Regions from separate parts of the Mus musculus genome. Here region 1 is linked to region 2. The links are chromatin contacts, found by POLR2A ChIA-PET in ENCODE. All regions are on one chromosome and are shown on one strand. The core of a region is the stretch at or near the end of the contact, and the rest is flanking DNA. Distances in the headings are between cores, read along the strand shown. Region 1 holds the start of E2f1 (E2F transcription factor 1). Region 2 holds the start of Cbfa2t2 (CBFA2/RUNX1 translocation partner 2).

Region 1 (4,043 bases), core at 341-2,840, 130 kb before region 2:
TATCGCTTTAAAGAAAAAGGGGGGGGGGCGGAGCAAACCAGACATTGTGGCCCCACCCATTCAACTCCAGCACTGGAGGCTGGAGCAGGCAGATTTAATGATGTTCCAGGGCAACCAGAGCCAGATGAGACCCTGTCTCTAAACACAAACTAAAAACCCACCCCTCCCAATCAAAACAAACCAAAAAAAAAACAAGAAGGGGAGAGGGCGGCCTGGCTGGGGATTGATTCTAAATTGGCCAAACCGGGGTGGTTCAAAGTTAACCCGTGCCTTGGTGTTTCTGGGCCCTGGAACATCACAGCCCCCTTATTGCGTCCTTGCTCACCTCTGCCCTCAGCCTCCAATTCTCTCATACCCAGAAAGGGCCTGAGAAGCAGCCCCTGCTAAGCCAGCTCAGAGTAATGTGGTCAGAGTTGGGGCCAAGATTAAGTAGCATGAAGCATGGAGAAAGTAACCCGGCTTGAGAGCTCCCTGTAGCTTACACTGGACCTGGGGACTTGAATATTGTCAGCTACTTACTCTCTTCTTGTGGTCATCTCCCCCACCCCCAAGGACAGGAAGTTTGTGGGTCTTGTTAAACCTTTCATGTTTCTATTCCCAGTATTGGCAAGATGCCTAGTAGAGAGGACCACAATGCTGATCAGACGGGCTGACCCCAGCAATCAGAAATGCTGATGGAGGACCTCTGGATTAAAGGCACCACCATACGCACCCTCCTCGCCCCTGCACCTCCCTATGAGAGGAGATACTTTAATGGACCAATCTCTTCACATTGCAAACATCTGCTGCTTCTGTGTTTCCTTTTTTTCCTTTTCACTAAGTCATGAGTCAAGGTCTGGACTGAGGATGGGACAGTGAACGCTCTCAGGCGTTTTTTTTTTTTTGAGATCAGGGTCTCACTGTGTAGTTCTGGATGACCTGAACTGGGAAGATCCGCCTGCCTCTGCCTCCCAAGTGCTGGGATTAAAGGCAGGCGCCATTGTGGAGTGACCAAATGAATGAACGCTAACTGGGCTCTGGCTACGAAAGAAATTTCAGTAAAAAGACACTGAGATCAAAGCCACACATCCCTTACTCATTTCCTGGCTCCCCTCTTGGGCTTGGCTTCTGGGTGACAGGATAGGGAAGAAAGCATGATGTGAACTAATGGAATAAATGGATCTTAAGACCGGAGATGTGGCTGAAGCGAGCTTTGGAGGTGAGCCTGAAGAGGCAGTCTCTGGGCTGTAAACTGAGGGGGTGGAGACCACAGGTTGAGAGTTTAGGGGGTCATGTGGAGACTGCGGGACGTGCAGAACCGAGTACGAAGTTTGTTCGCTTCGCCAGACCCGCCACCCATCGAGTGGGCGGTGAAGGGGCGGGGCCCATTGCCCACGCCTCCTGCAGGGCACGGCGAGAGGCAGAGGGGAGAAGGCGCCCGGCACCGCCCGGACAAAGCCTGCGCGCGCCCCGCCCCGGGATTGGCCACCCCGCCCCTGGTCCCACCCTCCGTCTCCTGCCCCGCACGCCGCAACCAATGCTCGCCATCGGAGCCTCCGTCGTCACAGCCGCCCCGGCCAATGGAGGAGGCGTTCGGCGGCGCGTGGCTCTTTCGCGGCAAAAAGGATTTGGCGCGTAAAAGTGGCCCGGACTTTGCAGGCAGCGGCGGCCGGGGCGGAGCGGGATCGAGCCCTCGCCGCGGCCTGCCAGTCATGGGCCCGCGCCGCCGCCGCCGCCTGCCTCCCGGGCCACGCGGGCCGTGAGCGCCATGGCCGTAGCCCCCGCGGGCGGCCAGCACGCGCCAGCGCTGGAGGCCCTGCTCGGGGCGGGCGCGTTGCGGCTGCTCGACTCCTCGCAGATCGTCATCATCTCCACCGCGCCCGATGTCGGCGCCCCGCAGCTCCCCGCCGCGCCGCCCACTGGCCCTCGCGATTCTGACGTGCTGCTCTTCGCCACGCCGCAGGCGCCCCGACCCGCGCCTAGTGCACCGCGCCCGGCTCTCGGCCGCCCGCCGGTACGGACCCTAGGCGCGGGCGGGGGAGGGGACGGGCTGCTGCGCTGGGCGGCGCGGAGCCTGGGCTGGGCCTCGGGGCTCCGCCCCGGGGCGCGCATTGACTGACTGCCTTGCCTGTCTGTTTGCTGAGCCTCGCTCCGGGCCTCGGCGTCTTCACCGGAGCGTCGGAACCATTAATGATTGTGTCTCACGTGTATCCAGCTGGTGCTTGCTTAGTGCACGCTCAGGCTTTGGCACCAAATTCCCAATTCTGGTGTGAGCTGGGTGTTGTCACGTGCCCATCTGCCAGAGGGAGGAACTGAGGCCCAGAGATGGGGAAGTGCTTCACGCAGCTGCAGATGGTGGGGCTGATATTTGAACTGATGTCTGCTGGCTTGCTGCAGAACCTATGGCTAGGGAGTGCGCACAGTTGCTTGTTGGAGGTGAGAGAGGGTGACTGTTAGAGACATCTTCGGGAGATCCTCCTTAGTAGCTCTGCCAGGTGCAGGCCTGGCCTTCCAGGCCTCTGGGGATAGGCCTCTTGATTGGGAGGCCTTCTCTGCAGGGGCGGGGTGCTGGGCCAGCTGCTGCAACCCTTCCTTTGCCTGTTCTTCCATCTGCCACCCTTCCAGCTCCTGGTTGCCATGGAACTTTATTAATCAGGCGGACAGACCTCTGAGCCTCTGGAAGACTGGGTGGGCTGGGCCCCTGAGAAGGGGCCTCCAGTTCCTGGAGAGAGAAGACGTGGGAGGGAGATCCCTGGATAAAAGTCTCTTCCTGATTCTAAGCAAGTAGCTCAAGACCACTTTAGGCAGGGGGCCTAGAAAAGGCAGCTGGGTACGAGGAGAGTGGAACTTGGATCTAAGCAGGGGCCAGCTCCGTGAGTGGGCCACTATCTTCATTGTAGGGGTGGAGTGGACAGGAGGGGCGAGGGCAAGGCCCAGTATCAGAGAAGAAGCTGTTCAACTCCTGATGGGGGTGTGGGTGGCAGCTGGTCCCTGAGGCATCTTAGAGTAGGCCCCTTACTCCCCTTGGCACAGCGCCCAGTGCTGCCTTCCTTCCGGAATCACCAAGATGCTAATAATAATAACAATAGCAACCACCATTGTTTTGAGGATGTTTTGTGTGCCAGGCTCTGTGCTAAGCACTTTACTCACTTAACCTTGTGGGCAGCCGTACACTTTGTCATCCTTTCATAGATGAGGCTGAGGCCCACAACTGATAGAACTTCTTAAGCATTCAGTGACTGAGCGGGATTTCCTGGCTGTTAAAGGCCTTTCCTCCCAGCGAGGACGGCCAGTATTTGGTGGGTCAGCCGGCTTGCCTTGCATTAACTCCAGGGGCCTGTACCTGTAGGGAGGAGCTTGGGCCCTGGGCAGGTATTCTACATGTAACCAAACATTCCATTCGCTCTAGTTGAGTTAGTGAGTCCCTTTGTGCCCTAGGTGCAGAGGTAGTTAGGGAACCCCTGCCCCCATAGTACTTAAGGACCAGCAAACATTTTCTGTGGGAGAGGTTGACACCATCCCGGAGCCAAAGGCCAGGAATGCAAATCTGGATTTTGGCCTCTACCAACTTTGCTCTGGAATTTTGGGGGGGCAGTCCTTGAAATAAGCTACAGGCTTGGCTTGCACCCAGTGAATACTTGCTGGGTCCTTCCTGTGCACCTCTGTACACCTCTTTGCAGTTCAGACATTCCTCCTTGACCTACCTCTCTACCTTGTCATGTATGTGTAGATCCTGGGGGGGGGGGGGGAGGGGAATAGCACAGACAGGAGAACTGACACAGGTTCAAGGCCAGCCAGGGCTACATAGTGAAACCTAACCTTAAAGTAAGTTGGGCTGGATAGATGGTTCAGCCATTGAAAGCAATTGCTTCTCTGTTATGACAACTTGAGTTTGGATCACAGCCCCAACACTGAGGTCACATGGCTAACTTCAGTCTCCAGGGATTTGATAGTCTTCTCCTGTCTTTGGGTACCCATGTTCACATACATTCATACAGACACAAATTTCATTTTAAAAAGAAAATAATTTTAAAAAGTAAACTAGTTAAAAATAAATTAAGCCG
Region 2 (3,987 bases), core at 854-3,353:
CACCATACTCAACTTTTTGGGAATATATTTAACTGAAAACATAAAAGACATGGAAATAAAAATGTGTTAGTTCATCTGGACCTAGTGACACAGGCCTGTATTTTTAGCTACTGAGAAGCTGAGACAGAATTACAAGTTGCCTGGGCAACTTTGTCTGAAAATAAAAAGGGCTGGGGATACAGATCAGCATGGTACATAAAGCACAAGGCCCTGAGTGCAATCCCCAATACTGCTTTAAGTAAATGAATTTAAATTCGGGTAAAAGTTTCTTCCACTTTTCTTCTGTTTGTTTCGTTGTTGTTGTTGTTTTTTGGTTTTTTGAGACAGGGTTTCTCTGTATAGCCCTGGCTGTCCTGGAGCTCACTGTGTAAACCAGGCTGGCCTGGAACTCAGAAATCCGCCTGCCTCTGCCTCCAGAGTGCTGGGATTAAAGGCGAGCGCCTCTCTTCCACTTTTCTTATATATGATACCATCAAACCTAAGGGTTACTTGTCTCCCTTCAGAAGACCATTGAGAGCAGCAACAGCACACTTAACTACAGAAGGCATTGGTGGGAAAATCTAGTTTGTATCTTTTTCCATTCAATTTGGAATGAGAGCCCAAGAAAAAGGCTGTATGAATCCTCCGCTATAACTGCTGAACTGAAGAGCAAAGAGGGGAGGGGCTAAAAGCTCTCAAGAGGCCTCATTTTATCCTTGCACAACGGACATCCTGCAACACCTGATGTTAGCTTTTATTCATTTTTTTGTTTTATTTTTAGGGTTTTGTTGTTGTTTTTGTTATTTTGTTTTGTTTGGGGCAGGGTGCCACAATGTAACCCTGGCTGGCCTGTATAGATCAGGCTGACCTCAAACTCAGCCTCCAACGTGCCTCAAATACCTGTTTTTAGACTGTCACCTGGCATAGACAAAGAAATATCCACAAAGCACGAGTCCCTCTCTTAAACTCAAATTCAGAATCTAGTCTGTCAAGTTTGTTGCCATAGTCTCTGGACTTAGAGTGATAATTTGTATTTAGATGATTTAATAAATATTAAATGAATCGAATGCAAATTGCCTGGTGCTCAAGTAATGTTGGCTATTACTGCTATTTTAATGACAATTAAATTTTTATTGTTCTTATTAAACGATGCCATCCCTCCTCCAAGGATCTTACAATTCTAGGAAGAACGTCTGTAAATGGGATAGCGAAATGGAGGTAAGAATAAAAACACAACTGAGTCACATAGTAGGACTAGTCAAAGACAATATTAAACAAACTAACAAAACACAACCAGACGCCAACTTCGGACTTTTCCGAGGAACACACATAACAAACTGTGATTACGATAGTGAGTTTTCACACTTGAGTATGATGTGCAACTGTGTGTTCAGGGGATTTTACTGGATTCACTAAACCCTACTACAGAGCATTCAGAGTACGTTCCTCACAACCCATTTTTCAGATCGAGCAACTGAGACTTTTGGAGCGCCAAGGTCACAGCCTACTCGCGAGGGAGCCAGGACATGAACCCAAAGCAGTCCGACCCCAGAGCCTACATTCAACAGGGCCCTCCGGAATATCAGCCCGGCATCCTCCAACATCTACCACTCGTCGCTCCAATTCCGGCGTGTTTCCCGGGACCGGACTTTCAGCCCCGATGCCGCGAAAACAAAACAATACTTCTCTCGCGGACAGTCCATAGGGCGCCCGCCAGGCCTGAGCTCCAAGGCCGCTCCACACAGTCCTGCTCAGCACCCGGAGCCGCGAGCCCCACAGGAAGCGCCGGGATAGCCCCGAGGGCCCCGGAAGGCCGGGGAGCCGCATGACCTTGGATCCAGTGCCCCAATCCCGGCCTCAGTTTCCCTGCCCAGGCCTCCCGCCGGGGGGCCTCTGCAAAGCCTCCCGCCTATGGAGCAGCAGGCCCCTCAACACACACCCCTCAGCCGTCCGCCTTCCCGCCCCACTTACGTTGGAAGGCGGCCGCTCCAGGGACGCCCACCATCGCGGAGCGCAGTCTGTCGCGAGCGCCGCTCGCTTCGACCCTCTGCCTGAGCCCTCCGCAGGCGCAGGCCGGGACCTGCACCCGCCGAACTCGCCCGCACCAGCGCCGCCGCCGCCGCTGCCGCCGCCGCCGTTAGGCCGCGCGCCGCCCCGCCCCCAGACAGCCCCGGCACGCCCCCGCCGCGCGCTCCCGCGCGCAGACCAACGCACGCGGAAGACGGGCCCGAGGGCGCTCACGCGAAGCACCGCCTCCTGACCTGGCCCGCCCCTTCCGCGCCAGGCTGCGTCCTATCCTGGAGCGGCCTGCACTTCGACCCGCCTCCCGCGCGCTATGCGTGGCCGCAGGGAGCCGCCCTTCTCCGAGCTCCAGACTTCCGGATGTGGCCTGGGCGGCAACCTAGGAACGGGGGCGGAGTCCCGGGGCGGGGCTTCGGGGAGGGACGTTTCAGGTGCAGGCCTTGTAACGCTTTGACGGTTGTATTGGGTGTTAAAATTGTTCTTTCCTCCTTTTACTTATTTGTTTTTACATTGACTTATTGCATATGTGTGCGTGTATATGTTTGAGGGAGTCCAACGCATGTATGTGAATGTCAGAGAACAAGTCGGGAGCAGGCTCTCCTTTCACCCTGTGGATCCAGCAGGTCAAATTTCGGGCATCAAGTTTGTTTGACAGCAAGCATCTTTGCCAAATTAGCTATCTCGCAGATTTCTACATCTTTTGCGGCTATAGGAATCTAAATGTTTAAAACAACTAGCTGTCATTACTGATTTCTGTATCAGATCAAGGGGCTTTGTGGGGTTTGTCTGTGTTTGTGAGGAGGGGCACGTGTATGTGCAGGGGTTTTTTTGTTGTTGGTGGTGGTTTTTTGACACAGTCTCACTTGTAGCTCTAGCTGTCCTGGAACTCACAGATAATCTATCTACCTAACTCTACCTCCCAAGTGCTTGGGACTAAAGGCCTGAACTACCAGGCCTGGTTAAGTGCAGGTTTATTTTGGTTTGTTGAAACAATGTCATAATGTACATTTGGCTATTCTGAACTCACTGACCTACACCAGGTTAGCCTTGAACCTTAAGCTATACTTCTAAGTCTATCTCCCAAAGCTGTGTCTATAACACCAGCAGGCCTCACAAAAAGTTGTTTCTGAAAAGGGCCTATTTTGTATGTCTAGCTGGGCTGGAACACACAGTGTAGCCACAAAAGCCTGGAACTCTCACACATCCTCCTCCCGTGGCCTCCCAAGTGCTGGGATTGTAAGCAAGAGTCACTAGCCTGTCTTCAACAGCTGCTTTTATACACTCTGCAATTAACCATCTCAGTACCAAATACAGTTTCTCCCCTTTTCTACACATTCGCTAGAGTCTCTCCCACTGGGTTGTCCACCTATTTCTGTTAGCAAACTCAAAACATAAATCCTCCGAGCAACCCAAGAAAGTACTCTGATCCTAGCATGAGTTCTCTGCCATTCTGTCTCTCAAAGATTCAAAATCAGGAACTATAACTAAAATGAAGCCAGCCTGGCATAGTGGCACAGACCTGTAATCCCACCCTAGGGAAACTAGCAAAATAACTGCCAACCCAAAGCCAGCCAGGGCCACATAGTGAGACTGTCTCAATACAACAAGGTCAGGCATGGTGGGTCACACCTGTACTTCCAGCATTGTTGGTAAACGCAGGACATCAGTTCAAGGTTGCCCTATATGATGATTTAGAGGCCAAACTGGGTGAGCCGCGGTGGCATTGCCAGGTGAAATGGCACACACCTGTAATCCCGTAAAGTGGCACTTGGGAAGAGATCAAAAATTCAGCTACACGCAGGGCGGTGGTGGCACACACCTTTAATTCCACTTGGGAGGCAGAGGCAGGTGGATTTCTGAGTTCGAGGCCAGCCTGGTCTACAAAGTGAGTTCCAGGACAGCCAGGGGTACACAGAGAAACCCTGTCTCAGAAAAAAAAAAAAAAAGAAAAAAGAAGAAAACAAAAACAAAAACAAAAAACAGCAC

The links. ChIA-PET counts read pairs that join two places held with the same protein, here RNA polymerase II (POLR2A).
Region 1: POLR2A ChIA-PET joins it to region 2 with 10 read pairs in embryonic stem cell. The contact joins the promoter of E2f1 here to the promoter of Cbfa2t2 in region 2. POLR2A ChIA-PET finds 5 or more read pairs at or near these places in 4 of 5 experiments (Patski and embryonic stem cell).

What each region holds. Positions count from the first base shown.
Region 1 is chr2:154,567,439-154,571,481 of GRCm38, reverse strand. It overlaps E2f1 (E2F transcription factor 1), which reads left to right and starts at 1,590. Exons shown (of 7, transcript NM_007891.5): 1 at 1,590-1,993. The coding sequence starts at 1,748.
Region 2 is chr2:154,434,600-154,438,586 of GRCm38, reverse strand. Cbfa2t2 (CBFA2/RUNX1 translocation partner 2) reads right to left here and starts at 2,103. Exons shown (of 11, transcript NM_172860.2): 1 at 1,951-2,103. The coding sequence starts at 1,984.